Linked DNA regions of Homo sapiens: region 2 is linked to region 1. Evidence: read pairs that join two places in POLR2A ChIA-PET (ENCODE). Cell type or tissue: Panc1. All regions are shown on one strand. Links, peaks and the distances in the headings refer to the core of each region. The heading gives the core; the rest is flanking DNA. Region 1 overlaps SEMA3C (semaphorin 3C). Region 2 has its middle 290 kb from the start of SEMA3C.

Evidence for each region. Peaks named below come from ENCODE experiments on the same cell type or tissue, not always from the same donor. Only the 100,000 strongest peaks of a DNase experiment are listed, where the experiment ranks them.
Region 2: POLR2A ChIA-PET joins it to region 1 with 7 read pairs; 3 of 35 experiments call an interaction of 5 or more read pairs at or near these places.

The regions. Positions count from the first base shown.
Region 1 is chr7:80,906,614-80,918,173 of GRCh38, reverse strand. It overlaps SEMA3C (semaphorin 3C), which reads left to right. Exons shown (of 18, transcript NM_006379.5): 2 at 1,355-1,495. The coding sequence starts at 1,393. Among named protein-coding and RNA genes, the nearest start is that of SEMA3C, 6.7 kb to the left of the region's middle. In Panc1, for the core only: no CTCF peak of the experiment used is centred there; a DNase peak (open chromatin) is centred at 5,113; H3K4me3 peaks cover 1,375 bases; H3K27ac peaks cover 7,312 bases.
Region 2 is chr7:81,200,748-81,212,307 of GRCh38, reverse strand. No RefSeq gene overlaps it. Among named protein-coding and RNA genes, the nearest start is that of SEMA3C, 290 kb to the right of the region's middle. In Panc1, for the core only: no CTCF peak of the experiment used is centred there; no DNase peak of the experiment used is centred there; H3K27ac peaks cover 1,578 bases.

The sequences.
Region 1 (11,560 bases), core at 2,249-10,248:
TAAATTACTGAGGGAAAGTCACCCATAAAATCAGTTTCTTTCTAAGTTAATTTAGGGATGACAGGGTGAAGAGGTTGTGGAAGCAGGAAGAAACTGTTTCTTTTGAAAATTACCAACACAAACATCTCTAGAGTTTCCTCCATCTGTGTGGTAAAAGAAGCGTACAATTTCATTTCTAACTCTCATAACATATGCACCACCTAGGAAATCTACTTACAATTTTTGTTTAAAATTGCATATTCCATTTAATTCTTTTTATTCTGTATTAATGAAGCTGTCTTTTTCAGTTGTTAGTGGTTCTTACAAAGAATTTAATAATTTTGACTATGAAATTTTAATTTGAAAAGCCAAATAATGAAGATCAGCATTGTTGTAACCTGTAAAAATAAATTTCTTTACTGGACTCTTGGGTCACTTTATTGTGTAATTATGGTAGAAGCAAAATGATTGTGTTTCTTTAATGGTCCTGAGTTTATTTTACATGATGTAGCCACTAGAGCTCCTGTAGGTTTATGGTAACACATTATCTGGTCTTCCTTGGGATTCAGATATTAGTTAATAGCATGTACCAATTTTATATCTATAGTTTGAAGCAGTGACACCTGTCTCTTTGATTTATCTTTGGGAATTTTGACAGCCCACATTCTGGTTGATTTATTTAAAATATGCATTGGTGGATACATGGCTCACTGGATTGCTCACCACTAGGTCATTGGTTTGAATTTGGCACTAGTCCATGGTTACTTCAACTGCATCATTTAACAACTGCCTGTTGGTCATCTGGATAAAATGGCAGATAACTGATTCCAGTGACTTCAGTGATCCAGGATTGAGCACACATAGATTTATGTAAGGAAACACCACTTCCAGAGACAATTACTCCAAAAGAGCTAATGACTATTGAAGTGAGTAGGTACACATGAATGCTCATGTGAGATTTTGCTGCTGCTGTTACGTTAGTGGGGGGAAAGAGTTCTCATCCAGTAATATTCTTTTAGCTCAATTCTATTCAAGTCTTTTTAATGTAATGGATTTCTAGAGAGAAGATCCGTTAAAATATTGGGCTTTCCTTTGGGTATCAGTGTTTTTCTTCACTGCTTTGTTCTGTTTTGATGGTAGCATCAATTTGCTGGAAGATGAAAGTTTCTCTTGTTGCAAAGACTTCCAGACACAAATGAATCAAATCCACATTTTCACATCTGAGAAGCAAAGACACAGCACCTCCTACTGTTTGCATTACTGTAAAAGTTCAGATGGTTCTTTTGTGAATAGGGTGTTTTGTCTAGATTGCTGTTTTTTCCTACTCCTAAAATGTGAAATGAGATATAACAAACATGTTGTCTCTCTCTTAAAGGTATTTTCCCTTGGATATTAACTTGCATATCTGAAGAAATGGCATTCCGGACAATTTGCGTGTTGGTTGGAGTATTTATTTGTTCTATCTGTGTGAAAGGATCTTCCCAGCCCCAAGCAAGAGTTTATTTAACATTTGATGGTAAGAGAGTTGATAAACACTCTGGGAAAAATGTTATTTTAAGTTTTGTTATCTTCCTTATCCAGATTCAGAAATTAAGAGTATAAATATTACTGGATATTAATTTTAAAAATATTTACTGGGCTGCGTTTTGGAGGACAATAGCTATTTTAAATGATTGGTTAATAGACAAAGATCCTCTGTTGGATTTGAGGTATTTATGAAAATGCTTATAATATATGCTGCTTTTTGTAAAATAATTCTTCTGTGCTTGCCTGTGTACTCACAGAGGAGATGGGCACGAGCTCAAAGCCTAGCATCTTTGATCTTACTGTTCACCTGGTAATGTTAAGAAATTGCCCCTTTGTGCTAATCCTCAGCAGCAGAGAGAGCTATGCAGGTTCAATTACTAAAAAATTCTCCCAATTAATTTTTTGGGCATTAGTCTCAAAACTGGTTACTCCGTGTGTTGTTCTAATGGTGTTTCTTCTTTTTCCACAAGGATTTCCTGAGATTGGCATAGTCCCCTAATTAATTGAAAAGGACCTAAAAGAATAATTGGAAATATGCTTTTGATGGTTGTTGTATACAAATGTTCTCAGAAGCTTAGGGAAATGGGTGTGATTTCAGATTTTCACATACATAAAAGGTGCAAGGTCTTCTGAGGGAATGGTTTGCATGAGCTTTAATGTATATAGTTCAAAGGACTTACAGATGAATGAATTTGGTTAGTCAAGTAACCCATACTAATTGGACAGATGGAGCAAGACATGGATGAGGAACACCATCCTGCCAATCAAGGTCATTTATAATTTTATTACTTCTTTCAACTCTGCATAAACTTTAGTGTCATTGCAAGTACTTTTTCTTTCATTTGATAAACAATATATTCTCAGACCTTTCTATAGCAGAGTGTCTCTGAAACTTTGTCTCAAATTCCTTTTTTTTTTTTTTTTTTTGAGACAGTGTCTCACGCTGTCACCAGGTTGGAGTGCAGTGACACGATCTCGGCTCACTGCAGTCTCCACCTCCCAGGTTCAAGCCATTCTCCTTCCTCAGCCTACCCAGTAGCTGGGATTACAGGTGCGTGCCACCACACCGAGCTAATTTTTGTATTTTTAGTAGAGACGGAGTTTCACCATGTTGGCCAGGATGGTCTCGATCTCCTGACCTTGTGATCTGCCCGCCTCCGCCTCCCGAGGTGAGCCACCACGCCTGGCCTCAAATTTCAAATAGCAGAATGACTGACACTTGCCAGTCAAATGGCTGTCCTTTTTTTCTTTTTAAGTCACCAGTGCTTTCCCCAAGGTTGTCATAAGCACCGAAGGAGCCATATTTGGAACTTAGAATGTGTGAGCTTCTAATTGCTTCCTTAGCCTCCATGCAAGGCATTTCCCCTTAAAACCCATAGCTATGCAGTTAAGTTGTGAAGAATGGAAAAACAGACCCTTTGAGGTATCCTTTTTAGCCCCTTAATTACTAAAGCATCTTACAGACTACCCACACTTTTCCTCCCAAGTTAGAACTATGAAATACGTTTTCAAATAAAAGAGAAAGGGCATTAAGAAGTAGTGCAATTTCCCCTCTATTTTCTATATTTCTCCTAGTATATATAGAGATGGAGTGACCTAATAGATTAGATGTCTCTACCTGCTTTCTTTTCCATTACATGAAAATTAATCCAAACTAATGTAAATATCAACAAAAAGTGTGTTACTAGAGATAATGAACCAATTCTGTATTTGAAAAAGCAATTGCAATTCATATTTTACAGAAGGAAATTACATAGTATAATCTTTTAGAACCAGACTTCAGAACTGTGTAAGACAGTGACAGCTATGCTATACAGTGACTAGAAGTAATGATGGGATTTAAAATAATATATGCCTAATATTTTAAATGCACTCAAACTTAAAACAGATTCTTGCAGAATAAGACTTGCCTTGATTTGTAACTTATGTAGAATATGACATGAGTTGTTGATCTCAAAGTTCTATAATTCCTGATATTTTGTTCTTCTCAGGTGTATTACTGGTACTCTTAGGAAGTGAGAGAAAAACAGAGCAAATAATCAGAGAGATAGAAAATCACTTGTTTTGAATACTGTTTAAAAGAGATGTATCAACAGTGAGAATACATCTAATAAAATTGCACGATTGGTAACTCAATAATTTTAAACATTCCTACAATGAACTACATAGACAAGTTATAGGGAAAGTATCAGGCGAAAACAGTTGTCAAAATGTACAAATTTTAAACCTTGGTTCAATACAGTTTTCTTAGGAGATTTCACAGTGTACCTGCTTGAAATGCCTGTTCAAATTTATTATTATTTAAAGTTTCTCATTAGTCAAATGATGACTCATTGACTATTGTACCAAGTAGGTTTTTAAGTTTCCTCCAAAGTAGTTTATTCTCAACATCAAAATATAGAGCTTTGTATGGGGTTAATGTATTTAAGAGTATATATTTAAATACATGTGGCATATACTTCTAGTTCGTATTTCTAAAGTTCTATTACTGTTTTCCAATAAAAAATCAGCAACTGAAAGGTGTTTTGCAGAAATTCAGATAGTTTCAAGTTGTATTAGACAGAGGTCATTTGCATTACTTGTTTTATATCTCTAAGTACCTTTAGATTCTCTCGTAATTACTTTACCTACTGGCTCTTTTGTCTTGAATTCTTCTCCATCACTGTAACTTGGTCCTCTGCCTGTCTCTCTCTGGGTGGAACTTGAGAAGAAACCACTCAGTCTTGTGTTACTTCCGGTGCAATAAGCATCATAGGCAATTTCAAGGTGTGTAGAGCAATGAGTCTCTTCTCCCATTCATGTTCCATCCCTTTTTCTTGTGGTGAAATAATGGAGTAATAACATTTGTAAAACAGTGATTTACAGGTTTGCCTTCCCTGTTGATCTAGGGCAAGGTCAACCAGATGGTCATCAGTCCTGTGGGAGAATGTACTTCAGATGTTATTAATTAGTTACATTTGTGCTACTTAAATCTTCTATGTTGAGACCTGTGACTTCTAATATTTTCTTTTGTAATTGGTCTAACTCTTATTTTATGCCAAATAGCTTTGCAAGTGAATATAAGGTTCACACAAATGCTTTTAGTATAAGTTTTTCCTTAGTTAATATTGGCCAATCTTGCAGCCCATGGCTGAATTTACATTTGCATATGCATGACAGTGGTTTAAAAACAGAAAACTGAGTGTGAGTTTTGAATTGGAAATAGGTATTTTATGACTAAGCACTAGACTTGCATAGGATTACCTGTTTTTTCTTTTCCTTTTTTTTGAGACAGAGTCTCGCTCTGCCTCCCAGGCTGGAGTGCAATGGTGAGATCTTGGCTCACTGCAACCTCCACCTCCTGGGTTCAAGCAATTGTCCTGCCTCAGCCTCCCGAGTAGCTGGGATTACAGGTGTGCGACACCATGCCCAGCTAATTTTTGTACTTTTAGTAGAGACAGGGTTTCACCACGTTGGCCCGGCTGGTCTCGAACTCCTGACTTCAGGTGATCCGCCTGTCTCAGCCTCCCAAATTGTTGACATTACAGGCGTGAGCCACTGCGCCTGGCCCTGTTTTATTTATTTACTTTGTGATTCATTTTCCCTTTTGTGTGTGCTGAATTTTTAGTAATAAAGCTGCCAAAGTCTCCAGGTCTTTGATAGTATGTAAATGAAAGACTATGGAATTTTATAAAACATCTTTTAAAATCACCCTCAACAAATAAAAGAATCCCTGTGAACTAATGAACTAAGCCCCAAAGCTGATGAATTGTTATTGGACAATAAACTGAAAATAATAAATTGCCTCTTTATGAGCTCTGGTAGCATTAGCATTACAAGGCACGTTTGTTGAAATAGTTTTTGTTGTGGTTGCCCAAGAAATGAAAATAAAAGCAGTTGTTCTTGATTTCTCCGTTAATCTTGGAAGATGCTTACTCTGGGTGTATTGAATCTTCTCAGGTTTGTGTTACTGAGAAGTATTTAGTTCTCAGGTGTGTGTTATGGCATTTTCTTTTAAGTCTCCTTATGATGGTTTCAATTAAATGTCACTGAAATATCTTGAAGCACACATGAGTGTTTTAGTAAACCCAAACTCAAGGGGTGCTCTGTGAATAAAAAGTTCCTTCTACTCTCCCCCTTGTGAGAGTTTAATTGAACTCAGCAAAGGATTGATGAATTCACTTGTGAGTTGGACATTACCTGAAACATGAGTCTAGAATAGAGTAACACTAAATTTGTAAAGCAGCAAGGTAAAAACTGTTATAAAATACAATTGCAATGGAAGATGAGAAGAATTGCTAAGAAATGTAGCCTCGTATGTCTATTTTCCCCTGTAATATGTATTGATATAGGGCTCTGGTAATCAAAATAAAATAATATTTCTAGTAGACTTGAATTGGAGGGAGGAAATTTTATTTCAGGTATTGCAAAGAACATCTCTTGAAAATTTTAGGATAAAAGGTGTTACATTGATATGCTGTGGATTTCTCCTAGAGAAAAAATTTTAGAAAAATGTGTAAGCCTATATTTTCCTGTTTAAAAAAGTAATTACTGTTCCAGGTGAGTTTCATCAGATTATAATAAGCTTGATTCTGTTGCCAATAAATGATATTCTGTGTTAAGCCATTCAGAGTTACAAGGTTCCTACAATTGGGAGCAAAGAAGGAATGCTTTAGTGTTCTGAAGTTAGAAGAGTGAGCTTGAGTGTTTTGTTAATCGGTCATACGAACACAGCGGTTCCATTAAAAAAAAATGTGGTCGAGCACGGGGGCTCACGCCTGTAATCCTAGCACTTTGGGAGGCCAAGGCGGGTGGATCACGAGGTCAGGAGATCAAGATCATGCTGGCTATCGTGGTGATACCCCGTCTCTACTAAAAATACAAAAAATTAGCCAGGCATGGTGGTGGCCACCTGTAGTCCTAGCTACTCGGGAGGCTGAGGCAGGAGAATGGCATAAACTCGGGAGGCAGAGCTTGCAGTGAGTCGAGGTCGTGCCATTGTACTCCAGCCTGAGCCATTGTACTCCAGCCTGAGCAAGAGAGTGAGACTCTCTTTCAAAAAAAAAAAAAAAGGTCCTATTCTATGAATTAATAGACATGCCTAAACATGTTTACTAAATTGAACTCTTTATCAAATGAAGATGGTGCAAGTGATCCTAGATAGCTTATTTTAAATTTGTTCACATGTTGATCATATATGTTGATATGTTGTTCACATATATTGATAAAACGATGTTACTTAGCCTTTATTTGCAATTTTGATTCAGAAGATATATCTAGAACCAAAGTTATACATTTTCGCATTCTTCCTAGGTGTATACTACTTTTTGTCTTCTTTGTTTCTAAAATAGTTTTGGCAATTAAACACTAACATTAATACTGACTTTGTGGCAGCCATTTCTGTAGCTGCCATGAGAATTAGTTTTAAGATCCACAAAGATCACAATGAAAGGAAAAAGGAAAAGAATTTTTCTCAGTAAGATATTCTGTAAACATATCATGTTAACTATGTCATGCTAGAATTTTACATTGCTCTTAGAACATCAAACCTGCCTGAAAATGAAATAAAATTCATTCCCTATATCATCCCAAATTCCCCCTTTAATTTATGATTCATCAAGGTGAAGATGAGGGGAATTACCTCTCTGGAACATGTTTATTTTGTTGCTGTAACTGAGATCTCCCTTTGTGCCTATGCGAGCAAGTCAGTGCTTAGATGGATAACAGTAGAAAAAAATTATTATACACTCTCCTCATTTCATTATGCAAATTTATCAGGATGTATCTCCATAAATTCACTATACCTTGCACTGTCTTTTAAAACAAAAGATTCAGATGTTCTTTTTCATGGATATCATTCATTGCATTAAAAAAATGGCACCGAGACACACTCAATTTTTTCTTTCATAAACATCTTTTATATAAGGAGGTTGTAAAAAATAACTTATTTTAAATAAAAAAACTATCACTTTGCTATAATAAAGAACTATCACTTTGGTTTTAGTTCCATTACTGTTAAAAAAAAAAAAAAAAAGAACGAGCATTGGGAAATAGAGCTGTGAGCTTTGGGCAGATTCCAGCACTTTTTTGCCTTCTGCATTTTCATTTATATATTACTGAAGACCTCTGTTGTTAAGGAAAACACATTTAAAGGCAAGGAACAGAAAGGTAAGATGTTCTGTAGCTCAGAGTATGAGTTAGCAAGAAGGGCACATGGAAGGTAGAACTAAGTGCTGAGCCATGTGCTATTTTAGGGTAGCACTAGCCATGAAACAATTTGCTGAGCTGTAAAAGATGGCAAGTATGTTCCACGTTTTAAATTGCAGGCTTTTCAGAAACAATCATTTCAACCCATCCTCCTTATCCAATGAGAATGAGCTGTCTTTAAGCTCTCAATAGGGATATGTTACTTCTGTAAAATGCTTTTTACTTTTCAAATAATTCCCTTATTATTTAATTTATTATAGAATGCCTATGAAGTAAATTGGCATGGAGGCTAAAGCTCTTGGTTAAGGTTCTACAGCTTAATGGTGGCATTGACAAGACTAGAAGACAAAATGGTATAAGAAGAGAAAAATTAATTATGAGCAGTGCTTGTATAGAATCAGAGATACCCTGCAAATGTATGTTACAAAATCTGCAGAAATGCAAGGCTATTAATATGAGTATTAACAACTTGCTTCATGATATTTCTTCTCCAAGTATGTACAACACTGTAGCTTTAACATACCTTACATTTTTAATTAACTGCTGATTTTCAGCAGTAATTTGAGGATCATTATATATCAGGCTTTAAATCTGTTCAACACCATATTTTAAGTGCCTCTCAATTCTCTTTGCGAAGATTGAGGCAATACATAAATAAGAATAATTTATATTTTCATTTATCTCTAATTCATGCAAATTAATGAACATACTAGTCTTGTCTTTCCTTCCCCAAGTTACTGCTCTTGTAATCAAGAGCTCGTTTGATGTGCTATGTACATCAGGATTCCATATTCCCCTTAGTCAATCCCTAGAATATTCCACTCTGCTCATTTATGTATTGCCTTAGAGTGAAAAATCCATTAAAGTAATCTTATGTTCTGGTTTGAACTGATGCCACTGAAAATGCTAAATATTCTTGCCTTACTCAACTTTAACGCTTGCTAGCATTTAAGATTCTTGATAATAAAAGTATAAAACATTCTACCTAATTAATTTCTAAATTACTACCTTAGTACAACTATTTTCTGATAAAAATGATCAGGTACCAGACTTTGAATTTTGAATACAAGATTGCTCTTATATTTAACCTTATTTGTAATATAATGGCTAATGTAAAGTCTCTAGTCTATATGGAATAGATAAACTCAGGGAGTTACAGCAATGTAATTTTACAGAAGATTTCTGTTCCTCAGAGAAGGGAGACAGAATGTTGATCCAGCAGAAAGAAAACCTTAACTCTATGTAGAATTAATAGCTCTGAAGAAGCAACTTCTAAATTATTTTAGGAAAAACTTATTTCCTTATAGATTTTGACTTTCTACAGATAGAATTAATTATGGAGAGAGGATATATATCTGAGTAAAAATAAATGCAGAACTCTCTCACACACACACATACACACACTCACATCGTCTATGAGTAAAATTACATTATATTTGAATACCGTTTTAGTCTTTCCTAAGTGTATACTCTCTTGTATATTCATATAACAAAAACTGTTCAGTCAGAAAAAAGCTGTTGTATTCCTGGTATCATTTTAAATGCATTATTTATATGTTTTCTTATTTTAAATTTATGAATAACCACAGATTTGTAATTATATAATTGGATCATTAGTTTGGTGAACACTTTATTACTTAAAACATTATTGTAACACTTATATAGTGACAGCTTTTAGTGCAAGCAAGCTGAGGACCAGGACAAGAAACTCTGGTGACTTGTGAATTTGAGCCCTGTCTCCCTCCCATTTTTCTGACAGCTGGTGATAGTGAGAACAAAATGAGTTGTTGAATAGCAACCCGCAAAAAGGAAGTAATCCATCCCTAGCACAGATAACGGGGATGTAAAGGGAGTCAATGGGGCACATAATATGTAAAGCATCAATAAGATAAGTACCTAAATTTGCTCTCTACGCCTGCTTTTCTTTTTTTCCAGCCAGCGAAGTCTTGCAACCCAAGTTGCTAGTGTTACTATAGTTAGCGTCAGTTGCCAAAGAGCGAGCAGAATCTCAATTATAGCATATGAAATGTAGTCTTTAATTATGTGCTTCAGTTTTCCAAAATCCTCATTTCACAAAAGTTAAATTAGAAAAGACCTTTTCTCTTTTGTAAATAGACATAACTTTGTACAAACTGTGTGAAGTACACCAAGCTGGCACTTCATTCATCGCTGAAATTTGATAGTGAACACAACGGGTCTGAAGATTTTAAGACAGCAGTAACAAAATTAGAAACTGAGAGTAAGGGGAGTTGAACGTCCTAGTATTCTTGCTTGACCTTCCTTGTAATTGAGTCAAGTAGAAATAATATATGTGATCACAGTTTATTTTAAATGATACAGACTATTACATGTGAAAAGACAATTCCAATGCAACTATAATTCTTAAGACAGGGATCTCTTGTTTAATGGAATTAGTGAGTAGTAGCAAAGTGGTTATAAAATTGGCTTGTATAAATATTATACAAATGATATTTTTCTATTGAATTTCGTTACATAATTAGAGTCCATGTGTAAACAAACTATTCAACAGCCTGAATTGAACAACTTTTAATAAAGAAACTTAACAGGATGATAAGGCATGCAGAAGTTTAGATATGGTATGGTGGATACGTTGGAGCCTTTTAAATAACATGTCTGCCCTTGTAGATAGATGTACGCTAGTTATCATAACTCAAGCAGAAGAAAAACCTTATGACTTAAATTACCCCTTGATTTGAAAAGAATTATCGAATAATTTAATTTGTGTCAGTTGCCAGTCAGAGCCCTAAGTATTCTCTAAACAGTCTAGTTCTGTATTCACAACTAAACATTATTACATACTAATGATGCAGTTAATAGGAAGAGATTGGAGTCTCATTGCCATTATATAGGAATCTGACATTAAATAGAACCACCCTTATAGATTGTTTATAAAAACAATCTTTCTGGCATCAAAAGCCTCCAACTTTGTTGGTCCATCCAGCCAGATTGTCGCTCCATAAATTCAGGCTCAAGGGCTTTTTCCTTTCTCCTGAACAGTAATGCTCAAAACATTCCAAGAGACCAGAACATTAAGCAGGAATAAAACAATGAGTGTATTATCATCACCAAAAGAGCATTTTGAATTTTATTAGAAGAAACCAATTAAGATGTTATTTTCAAGCAGAGGGCTTGGCATGGCTTCAGAAAGTTACTTTCCGGAGTCGGGCAGGGGTTTAGCTGGCACAGAGAGCGGATCTTTAGCTTAGAGTTTTGACAGCTTTAATGCACATGCAACTGGAATTTTTTTTCTTTAAGCTGATTCTTTTAAAAGCCATGCTTCCTGCCACTGTTTCACATAATTGCATCAATTCCATTTTCCATTAGTAGTCAAAACCTGCTGATGTGACTGGAGTTTTAAAACTTTTGTGTAAAAATCTAATTATGTACATTTTTTCAGAGGAAACTGATAATGAATATGAACTATGCAGCTGTATTTTCTATTTTGATATCTAAAGTACAGTAAGCAAAGGGTTCTATATGCTAGTATTATAACCTTTGGTTATTCATTTAATTATATTGACAACAGTGGTATAATCAATTTTCTATGATAGAAGAAAAAGCATTCAGTAAGCTTTACTTTGTGGAAGAAAAAGCAGCCCCTACCGCTTGGCTACAGAATAATGAAATATTCTGGTTTTAGGTGAAAGGAAATGCTTGCCTCTCCCCTTATATCTATAGTATTCCTTTTATAATGTTTTTATTTTCAACAGCTTGTCTGCATAGAATATTTTATAATGATCTACACTGGTATATTTCTTCTGACATCTACCTTCTACTCTTCTGATAATGTATTCAACACTTTTAATACGCATAATTATATGTAGACATTTCAGATACTACACTAGAG
Region 2 (11,560 bases), core at 1,867-9,866, 290 kb before region 1:
GCAGTCTAATGGAACGTGGTAAAAGCAAGCTGCAAGAATCTAGTCCTTGCATTACATCTATCCATAGCTAGCATCTGCTGAGATGACCATTAAGAATAAAAATAGCTAACATATATGAAACACTCATATAACCCTATGCTAGGTCCTTTACATATCTGAATTCACCCAGCCTTCATAACAGCCCGTGAAGTAAGTACTATTATTACAATGTGCATTTTATAGATAGGAAAACTGATGCACAGAGTTTAAAAACTGGGCCAGGTTTATGCAGCACTTAAGAAACAGAGCTGGAGTTTGAACGCAATACTGGAACTCTGGAACTTCAGCTTGGAATCTCTGTGCTCGGCAGGCTCTCCTGCTGTCTACTCCTTCCATATAAGCCTCCACATCAGCACAAGCTGAAGCTATTGTATTATATTTGGAAGGTAATGTGACGCATTCCACAGCGGCTTCCTCATCCCTCCCTCTGCAGACTGCTGGTTCTCTAAGTCCCGACTGTGCCACTCATGTGCAATACATGTGGTATAAAATGACTTGTCTGCTCACTCCTAGAACCTATTGAGGTTTACAGGGCCTCTGGGCCTCGTGTCCATCAGCCAAATAACTCACGTAAACATCACTATGTATTCACAGGGTCATGGTTTTGGGAGTGTTCTAAATGTTTAAAGTATTCCAATCAGAAAGCTGGATGCTCTGTCACTCTACCCAGGAGTGCAGTCAGAATAATCTCTAATTCAAGAGGACACTGGTCCATGGCTATCTTTCTTTTCTTACTGTATCTTGTAACTTCTGTGGTGCTTTATCGAGATTTACCAGGTAAGGAAAATTAATTCTAAAGTTATGTATTTTTCTCTGTTAGTTATTTTAAGTCAGGAATTTAACTCTTAATGCTGAAAAAAACCCTTACCATGCAATTTAAGTCTTTTGTCTTAAGGTAGTTGGGGCTCCCTTGAATTCAAAAGTAGATTTTGAAATCCACAACATGAGTCCTTACTTATTTCTCATTGTTTTATTTATTTCTTTTCTTTTTTGCTGTATCTTTCCTTTCTTGAGGCAGTGAAACTAAAATACTATGTCTCCCTGAAATGAGGAGAAGGGTTATGTGGGGAAAAATTCAAAATTAAAACCACATTGGTTAAGGATTCAAAATATTCCTTCATGACTTCAAAGCTCTAATTTTAAAGAATTTGAGAATTATCTATACTGGTATCAGCAGGCATCTTATGTAAAAGTCACTTAGTGGTCTCTTTCCTTCCAAAGAGTTTGGGAGTCTTGTGACAAATTCTAAGAAACCTTAAGAATCATAACATTGCCTCTGATTTTTAGAAGAGAGGAGGAAAACTGAAAATATTTTAAAGGAGCCAGAAGTCTGTGGTTCTGGTCCCAGTTCTGCCAATGGCTAGTTGTGTTGCCAAAAAGTAGTCACTCAAATCTTAATCTGTGAATTACTCAACTAACATTTCTGGAGCATCATCTATGAGTAAGACATGTTATTTGTTTAATCGTCACAACCTTAGTGCAGTCAGATAGTTTAAATAATTTGTCCAATATCTGATAGCAAGTAACTGGCAAAAGTGCAACTGAAGGAGAGTAGGTATTATTCCAATATAATATTTCCTGATATCTAAAAATCCCATCTAGGTCAAAATACTCTGTAATTCTGAGTGGGAGTTGGCAGAAAAGTCTGAAAGATTTTGTTGGGAGGCTTTAAAGGTTTTATATGTTTTACTGTGATCTGTTGCAAAATATTATCCCTGGATGTTAAAACCAGATGCTTGCTTGCCAATACACTCTACCAAAGGTCTTCCCTGTTCTTTGCATCTCTTATTTTGTATCCAGTACCTGCGTTTTATCATGTCTTTTAAATATTCTTACACACACAAGGCTTACTAACCTTTCCAAAATTTGTTAATAATATCCATTTTCCTAGTGATGGTTGTCATGGACCCAAAAGTGCAATTTATGTCTATCTATCTCCTCCAGGATTACATTCCCATTAGGCAGTGTGTAATGCTTTCTCACCATGCATGCTGTCAGGCTGACATCACCAGTGAAATATCTGAATTAATACACAAGCTAACATCATTTTAGCATTAGAAAAATGCCATTTTTAAAGGGACAGTATACAATGATAAACAATGCTTGGGCCTGTGTTGAAAATCAGATAATAGAGTTTTCTAGTTCCCTTGGAGAAAACATTAATTAAGCAAACACTTTCCCATTTACGTTTGCAATGAAATACTCGGTTGATTTGCAAATGTGAGTGATTTTTTTTCGCAGAACTTCTTAATGATGACTTCTTGTCTAATTGATAGCTGGAACAGTATTACACATAATTCAATTTTCATAAACCCAGAGCTTAGAGCTTTGGTTGTTTGCAAATGGAAAGAGATTTTTTTTCTTTTAATTGATGGAGGTGAAAAGTTTAGTTGTGAGTTCTACAAAAACAAAACAAAACACCAACAACTCTTTTAAGATCCATGTAGCCTCTAGCTTGTAATTTAATTTTTCAGATCCATTTTTGTTATTTTTTAGCCAAAATTTTCTCATTTCTCTATCCTCACTGGAGTAGTCTGGAAAATAATATGAAAGAGATCCACAGGTCTGGAGAAATACTGGACAACCTAAGCAAAAGCCCCTTATACCTCTTACACATAAACTTTAGAGAAATAATAACCATAGTATAATATCTTATAGTTTGTAAAAAAATTGTGTCCACGTTAAAAAGAGATTATGATAGTATAATAGCCCTCAATTTCATAAAAGCAGAATTTCCAGTCTCTGTTTAGCTTTCTTCCTCTGGTGCAGTGGTTCTCAAACTTGGCTGTACATTGGAATCACCTAGGGAGTTTTAAAACTATGAGTCTTATAACCAGAGATTCTGATGTCATAGGGCACTGCCTGGGCACCTGGATCATTGAAAGTGCTCCAAGGTGGCACTAAGGTGTAGTCAAGGCTAAGAACCATTTTGTAAATGTTTTGAAAATTCTCAAGACATGCTTACTCATCATGCTGGGCTGCTGATCCTACCACCTCTTCCAGTTGGTTGCCTCACTCTCCTTTCTCTTCAGGAAACGAACTAGATAGGGTTTATTCTCAAGGCCATGACACTCTGTTATCAGTCTGTTGCACCTGATTTTCTGTTGAAGATATGGCTTATGCCATTGTTGGTCCTTGTGTCTTCAGTGTTGCTGTGCCCTGAACTTTCTGTTGACAGGCTGATGGGATGCCTGTTGCGGCTTATACTTCACCCATGCTCCTGGTTATTGCTGGCTTTGAATATTCACCTCAATCAATAGGGTAATACGTTCTTCTTTCTTGGAATGTCTCCTTCAAAACCTGTCGTGTATTAATTTCTTTATTAAACTGTATGTCATTGCAACATCTATCCAGTCAGGGAGAAGGCTGGTATTAATTTCTTTATTAAACTGTATGTCATTCCAACATCTATCCAGTCAGGGAGAAGGCTGGTACTAGATCTCTTGGCAAGGCAGTAGAAAAGATTAGCTAATTCCTTTTGCTTTTCTTGTTTCTCATATCCAGCTCAAGGCCAGAGGAGCCATTTCCTAGAGTTTATTCACAGGATGAAAAGGATATCTCAGCTCACTTAATTAAGGCTTAGATAGAATTAGAGGGGAGGATTTAGTAAACCTAGTCTTGCTCCTTTTCTAGCCCTGGAGGATAGTTACAATAGGGAACAGAGAGAATGAGGGGAAAATAAATCTGCTCACTTTCTTTGGGTCTTTGAAGCTCCTTAGTGGGAAGATGTGTTAAACAAGTGAGGATAACATTTATTGCAAAGCAAAAGGACTTCAATCTATTGCTGGGTTCTGAAAGAAAAAAAAAAAAAAAACTTCTTTACTAACCTGGCACATAACAATTTGGCAAACTTGGTCGGACCAAGAAAAAAATAAATAGATGAAAGAATAATGAATAAATAAATAAATAAACAGGATGTAAGTCATGTAGCTTTACCTAAGCTGCTCACTGTTGTTAGGAGATGTGGACTCTGATTTGAGACTAAAGAACTGCTTTATGGCTTCTAAGGGAAGGTCTCACAGCAGAGGGTGGAGATGGGCAGCCAGCAAGAACTAAGAAGAAACCCCATCAGCAAAAGAGAAATGCCGAGTACTTCCTAGATTGCTTGCACAAAAAGAATACTCTATGAATTCATTCACCACAGACTTGTGCATCAGAGGCCAACACTGATTGCAGGAATGGACCGACGAAGAACAAACTTCTTAGACTAAAGGATCAGCGGGAGACAGCCACAGGAGAGAAAGTCCTTATACTCCTTCAGGAATTCATTTAGATATCTATAATCAGAAGCATGTCAGCAATGACGAGGCCTGAGTAATTTTATACAAGAAAAACTGGAGGGATTGTTGGAATTGTGTGATTCTGGCTAAGCTTTCACAGGATTAGGTACTGAGTTTATTTTTCAGATAACAGCTGTGTATAGACTCTGGAGGCAGATCAGTATAATGGTAGTTAAAAAACATAACAAAAACATTATGCTTTCTCTATACAGTCATATTGGAGCAAGGCACAGCAACACTAAGAAGATGTATAGAAACAGCCTTATGAATCCACCTCTCAGAGAATCTGAGGTTTTACTCTTCTTTTGTTGTTTCTCTCTCATGATAATGAGATACAAATCCTGCATCTTGTCCCCTGGATACGTTAGTATCTGCCTTCACCTCCTAGATCTTACTGTTGATCTTCTCTCTCCTGTATCTTCATCCTATCCTTTTCTACTGGCTCCTTTACAATAGCTTTTAAACATATACAAGTAACTTTTACCATAAAAATATTATGCAAAGTACACAAGAAAATGAAACAACACTCCTCAACTCAATATATTCTCAGCTATTTCCTTATTTCTCTTTACAATTAATAATATTAGTCCAGACTCGTTTTTACACCATTTTTTCTAGCATTGCTCTGAAAATGTTTTTGCCAATATTTCTAATAACAGATTTATTCCTAAATAAAGATCCTCTGCAGTCTTGTTTTACTTATCCTTGAACATGCTGTTTTTGCACTTCATAATATCTTATTTCTGGTTTCTTCTTATCTCTCCAGCCACTCCATTTTGTTCTCTGTTAGTAGTTCCTCTTCTTGAGCCACCCCTTATAATTTCAATACTCCAGCATCTCTAACTGCGTGACTCCATCCATTTCCATTGCTTAAACTGTCTCATGTATTTTGGTGACTCAAATTAATATGAGCCTCATTCTCATTCCTAAGTGCCACAGATATTAATTCAATTACACATTAAATATTTTTACCAATCAAGCTGAATATGCCTAAAAAAGAAACCATCATCTGGGTTTTCACGTCTACTTTGGACAGTCCTGGTGCTACCATCTATCTTCTTGATAGTCTTTATCTGGAGTTATACTTTATTTCTCTTTCTCACTGCCTTCCCCATTTTCACTTCTTCCATTTGATAAGAAGCTATCTCATTCAGGCCACTAACCTTTTGTAACCTTAATCACCACAAATAACAAATTCATATTGCTATGTCTGCTCTTAATCTCTTTCAGAAAACATCTACTCTTATGAAATACTGATTGCTTTAAAATGCATATATAAATATACTACAGCACTAAATAGTATTCACATTATAAAACATTAAGTAAATGTTCTTTAACATAACATACCAATCGTGTCACCATTAATTCTCAGCCATGATGAAATATCTCCACTTTTTGATCCTATTACACATATTTTATCTCAGCCTAAAAGCTCTTCCTCCTCCCTGGCTAATTCCTCCTTAGTCCCTAGGACGCATTTCAGGTGGCTCTTCCTCCAAAAGCCTTTCAAGTGATTAATGTCAATCAGATATCCTGAATGACAAATGTCAGTTCTACGTGTTTTCATATCATCCTGTTTCTCTTTCTATACCATTTAATACGAGATGAATCTTGGTGTGTTTGGCAGTCTGCATTTCCCCCACTCAACCACAGCTTTGGAAGGCAAAACACTGTCTTATTCACATTTGTATCCCTATTTCCCAACAAATTTCTTAGAAGAAACTAAAACAAGAGGATATTTAACAAATGAAAGCATTAAAAAGTACATATATTTCAGGTCTCTGTCATCAATTTCATATACCTCTGATACAGTAGTATGAAACTTGGAGTGCATGAGAACATTCACCCGTCTTAAATCACGTACCAATTTTATTCTAACAAGAGTAATACTTCTTCACTTTCAACATATACCCTTACTGAACGTTGTTATCTCCACATTTTTTTAAGAATGTCGACCAGGTGCAGTGGCTCACGCTTGGAATCCCAGCACTTTGGGAGGCCGAGGATGGTGGATCAGGAGGTCAGGAGATCGAGACCATCCTGGCTAACATGGTGAAACCCCGACTCTACTAAAAATACAAAAAAATTAGCTGGGTGTGGTGGCGGGCACCTGTAGTCCCAGCTACTCGGGAGGCTGAGGCAGGAGAATGGCGTGAACCCGGGAGGCGGAGCTTGCAGTGAGCCAAGATCGTGCCACTGCACTCCAGCCTGGGCAACAGAGCCAGACTCTGTCTCAAATAATAGTAATAATAATAATGGCAAAGGCAAAGTGGAGGCTTGGCCTATGTAGGAGAAATTCTGGGTCAGGTATTTCTTATAAACAAGATGAGATGCCCTCATCTCCCTAAATGGCTGTTCAGCTCTAGTTCTAATTTTTGTGCCGATTTGAAAGTTTCCTTAAAAGAGATGGAGAAAAGAAACCTATATTCTGTTGGACTGGATCGGCCCTTCTTTGTTTGTAGTGGAGACACTGTCTCTAGTTCAACTGAAAATACTTTACAGTCTTTTTTTTTTTTTTTTTTTTTTTTGAGAGAAAGTTTTGCTCTTGTTGTCCAGGCTGGAGAGCAGTGGTGCAATCTTGGCTCACCACAACCTCCGCCTCCCGGGTTCAAGCGATTCTCCTGCCTCAGCCTCCCCAGTAGCTGGGATTACAGGCATGTGCCACCACTCCCGGCTAATTTTGTATTTTTAGTAGAGACAGGTTTTCTCCATGCTGGTCAGACTGCTCTCAAACTCCCGACCTCAGGTGATCAGCCCACCTCGGCTTCCCAAAGTGCTGGGATTATAGTCATAAGCCTCATGAGCCACCATGCCCGGCCCAGTCCTCTTTTTTTTCTTTCTTCTCTCTCTCTCTCCTCTCCTCCCTTTTCCTCCCCTCCTTTTCTGTTTCTTCCTCTTCCCTCCTCTCTTTTGCTCTTTCTCCTCTTTCTCACTCTCCTTTTTTTGTCTCTCCCCCTCGCCTACCATTGTTTTATTTTGCTTTCTTTGTTTCTAGCCTATGGTAACTCATCTGCCATCTGGGCACTATCTGTAAATATGTAGGACAAAAATATTCTACTGCAGAATTCTACTAGCTGTTACTTCACCTGTTGTATAAATGAACAGTTTATGAAAAAGTAAGATAGTTCAACAGGGCAGAAGAGCATTAAAAAAGTCAAGAATATCTGGAAGTCATCTCCAAACTCAATTGTTTTACCATAGAGAGAGCATGTTTCAAGGTACATAAGACAGTAATATGTCCAGCTAATTCTGTAAAAACCATACATTAGGCCAGGTGTGGTGGCTCATGGCTGTAAGACCAGCACTTTGAGAGGCTAAGGCAGGAAGATAGCTTGAGACCAAGTCTTCAGTTCAAGACCAGGCTAGGCACCATGGCAAAACCCCCTCTCTACAAAAAATACAAAAAATACCCAGGCGTGGTGGCATGCGCCTGTGGTCCTAGCTACTTGGGAGACTGAGGTGGGAGGATTGCTTGAGTCTGGGGAGATCGAGGCTGCGTTGAGCTATGATCGCACCCCTGCAATCTAGCCTAGGCAACAGAGTGAGACCCTGTCTTGAAAAAATAAAAACAAAACAAAATGAAAAAAACATAAAAACATCAATGGAGTTTTACATAATTTTACATTAGAGTTCTCTTTAGACCATAGCATGCAAAAGGATGTGATCTGTATAACAGTAAAGGTAACATAAAAGTTAAACTGTTCTACATACTATGCAAATATTCACTCACATAAAAGTAAACATCTTAATAAGTTAATTTTCAACTATCCATCAAGAGCCTACTTTATAGTTGGAATTCTATAATGAATGCTCAGTTTATTTTTTATTTTTATTTTTTGTGACAGAGTCTTGCTCTGTTGCCGAGGCTGGAGTGCAGTGGCGCAATCTTGGCTCACTGCAACTTCTGCCTCCCAGGTTCAAGCGATTCTCCTGCATCAGCCTCCCGAGTAGCTGGGACTACAGGTGCGCAGCACCATGCTGGCTGATTTTTGTATTTTTAGTAGGGACGGGGTTTCACCATGTTGGCCAGGCTACTTTCAAACTCCTGGCCTCGAGTGATTCACCAGCATCTGCCTCCCAAAGTGCTGGGATTCAGGCTTGAGCCACCGCGCCCAGCTGGTCAGTTTAATTAGTGAGTTAATCCTATAAATTCTTACTGAGTCGTTATTATATTGAACACTATGCTAGTTGATAATGGTATACAGGTGGAAAAAAAAGACCAAAAAACTAATTTCACTTAGTTGAGAAGTGATAGAAGCCAGTTGAAATATAGTTTTGACTAAAAAGTAATGTATAGAATATTAAGGCAGATCAATGTAAATCTGCTTGGAAAAGAGTCTGCAGTGTTTCTGAATACATAAGTATAATAGATGCATTCTCCAATAGACATCAGCTTCCAGAAGGAAATGGTCCAGTTTTACTAATAAGTATGTATTTTTGACGGCCATGTAGCCACATGGATAAAGATCGTGGTAAAATCAAGTATCTGAAATTGTGTCACCTTTTGCTTAACATATTTCAGCCTCCCCACCCCCCCAACAAAGTGGTGCCACTCACCAATCTTTGTCATTCTATTTAAGGACACTGCTTTTTTTTTTTTGCTTTTTTTTTTGAGACAGAGTCTCACTGTGTCGCCCAGGCTGGAGTCCAATGGCGTGATCTCGGCCCGCTGCAACCTCCACCTCCCAGGTTCAAGAGATTCTCTTGCCTCAGCCTCCCAAGTAACTGGGATTACAGGGTCATGCCACCATGTTCAGCTAAGTTTTGTATTTTTAGTAGAGACGGGGTTTCACCATGATGGCCAGACTGCTCTTAAACTCCTGAAGTCTGGTGATTCGCCCACCTCTGCCTCCCATAGTTCTGGGATTACAGGTGTGAGCCAGCATGCCTGGCCGGACACTGCTTTTTTAATCACTCATGCACGGAGCTATTTTAAAGAAAAGTTATATAACCTTTTGAGCATAATTAGAAGTGGGTCTTCTTTGTGCTTCTATTTATCAGTTTATGCATAATGCTATTAAACACTGCTATTTCTATTTGAATATGAGTAACTATACAGCAAATTATTACTTTTATCTTCTTTTTCAAAAGAAATGTTGCTAAAGGAAGTATTAAGGTTTTTTTTAATTTTAGGAATCTGCATAAAATGGACAGGGTACATTAGGTGAATATTCTATGTGTGTTTCTAATGTTTTGATCTTGGAAACTTAAGTGGACACATCTAAAAATGATGATAGTATCAATTCCTCATACCAATTTGGTAAAAAACAAAACATATGCTGTCTGTGCACATCAGAATTAGAAGTAAATCACTCACTCTCTCTCTCTGTGTGTATGTGCGTGTGTTTATAGAGAGAAAGAGTGCAAAATTAAATATAGTTCCTTGTTAATTAAAGTCATGAAAATATATTGCTCTAATTTTAAAGTTATTTAAGGTATTTTTTAATTCATACATTAGCCACGTTATTAATGAGCAATTACACATGCTATATTATAGACTATGTTTTTAACAACCACAAATAAGTTTATAGTAAGGTTACAATAGTCACATACTATGACACAAACATAGCCATTTAGCTGCACCTGAAGAGCAATTTTTCTAGAATTGTAGATTTCATGATTCTTTTTTCCATGAAAAGAATTTACTATCGCATTGATTTAATGATTCTTTTTCCATAAGGATTATTTACTGAAAGCTCAATCTATAAAGTAATCTCACAGTAACTAAACGAGGACATATGTGATGCTGGAGGACCAATTCTTGTTTCTCTTAAACCTGGCTGTACCACTAACTGATTGCATAGATTTAAGCAAGTTAAATAACCTCTCCTGTCTCATTTTCCTTCTCTGTATTACGGAAATGATACTAGTGCATAATTTATATTTTTGTTATGAAGAATACCAGCAATAATATATGTAAATGGTTCAGTGACTGACAAAGAGTTGACCCTCAACTAATGTTAACCTACGATAACCAAATGCATAGATGTTTATATTAATTTTTTAATGGAGATAAAGCCTAATGTAAAAACTTATGATAATTGGGTGAAGTACATAAATTGAGTACAATTTATGTACTCTGACTTTATAATTTAATCTGTGTGATTGTTCACTTCAGTCCTGTTTCTCCATTCACAATAAATTAAACTTAACAACAATAAAAAATTCCTTTTCAGTAGCAAAAGAAATGAAACAACATAATATAGCAGAAAAATATGGAATTTACAGATACATTGGACTTAAATTTTGAATTTAAAGTAACCAATCTTTTAATTGTTTAAAATAAACTTTTAGTTTTAGAACAGTTTTACACTTACAGAATAATTGTGAAGACAACATAGAGAGTTCCCATGAAGCCCACACCAAGTTTACTCTATTACTAAAATCTTACATTGATACGGTACATTTGTCACAATTAATGGACCAACGCTGATACATTATTATTAAAGTTTATATTTTATTCTGACTTCTTTAGTTTTTGCCTAATGTGCTTTTTCTGTTTTGGGATCACATTTAGGATAGCGTATTATGTTTGGTCGTCACATCTCCGTAGGCTCCTCTTGGCTATGACGGTTTCTCAGACTTCCTTTGTTTTTGATGACCTTGACAGTTTTGAAGTGTTCTGGGCAGATATTTTGTAGACTGTCCCTCAATTGGGGTTTGTCTCATGTTGTTTAATGATTAGACAGGGGTTATATGTTTTCAGGAGGAAGATAGCAGAGAGAAAATGCCATTTGCATCACTTGAGAAGTCATTTAAAATTTATGAGACCTCAACATACTTTTACAAAATAGAGTGAAAATAAATTTTATATTGTTTCCCAGAGATGTTTAAAGTTTAACAAAGAAATACATATCAAAAGTTATGAGACAAGGCAGGATCACTTGAGCCCAGGAGTTCGAGACCAGCTTGGGCAACATAGCGAGACCCTGTCTCTACAAAAATGTTCCAAAACTGTCTGGAACAAATGACAATTTGGGATCCCCTTTTATAAAGGAGAGTAGGATTGTGAGGAAGACAAGATAGAGGAGTCACGGAAGGTGATGGAGGGAACTTACTCCACTCCAAAAAGAAATAAACCCATCTCCTTTTGAAACAGTATTAATGGCTACCAAAGAACAGAGAGACTGGTTTTTATGGCTTTATTTACAAATATGGCAGGAGAGCCTTTAGAGTAGAATTGGTCCACTTTTGCATGAACCCATGAGAAAAAATCAGCTAATTATTTACCTAATAATTGT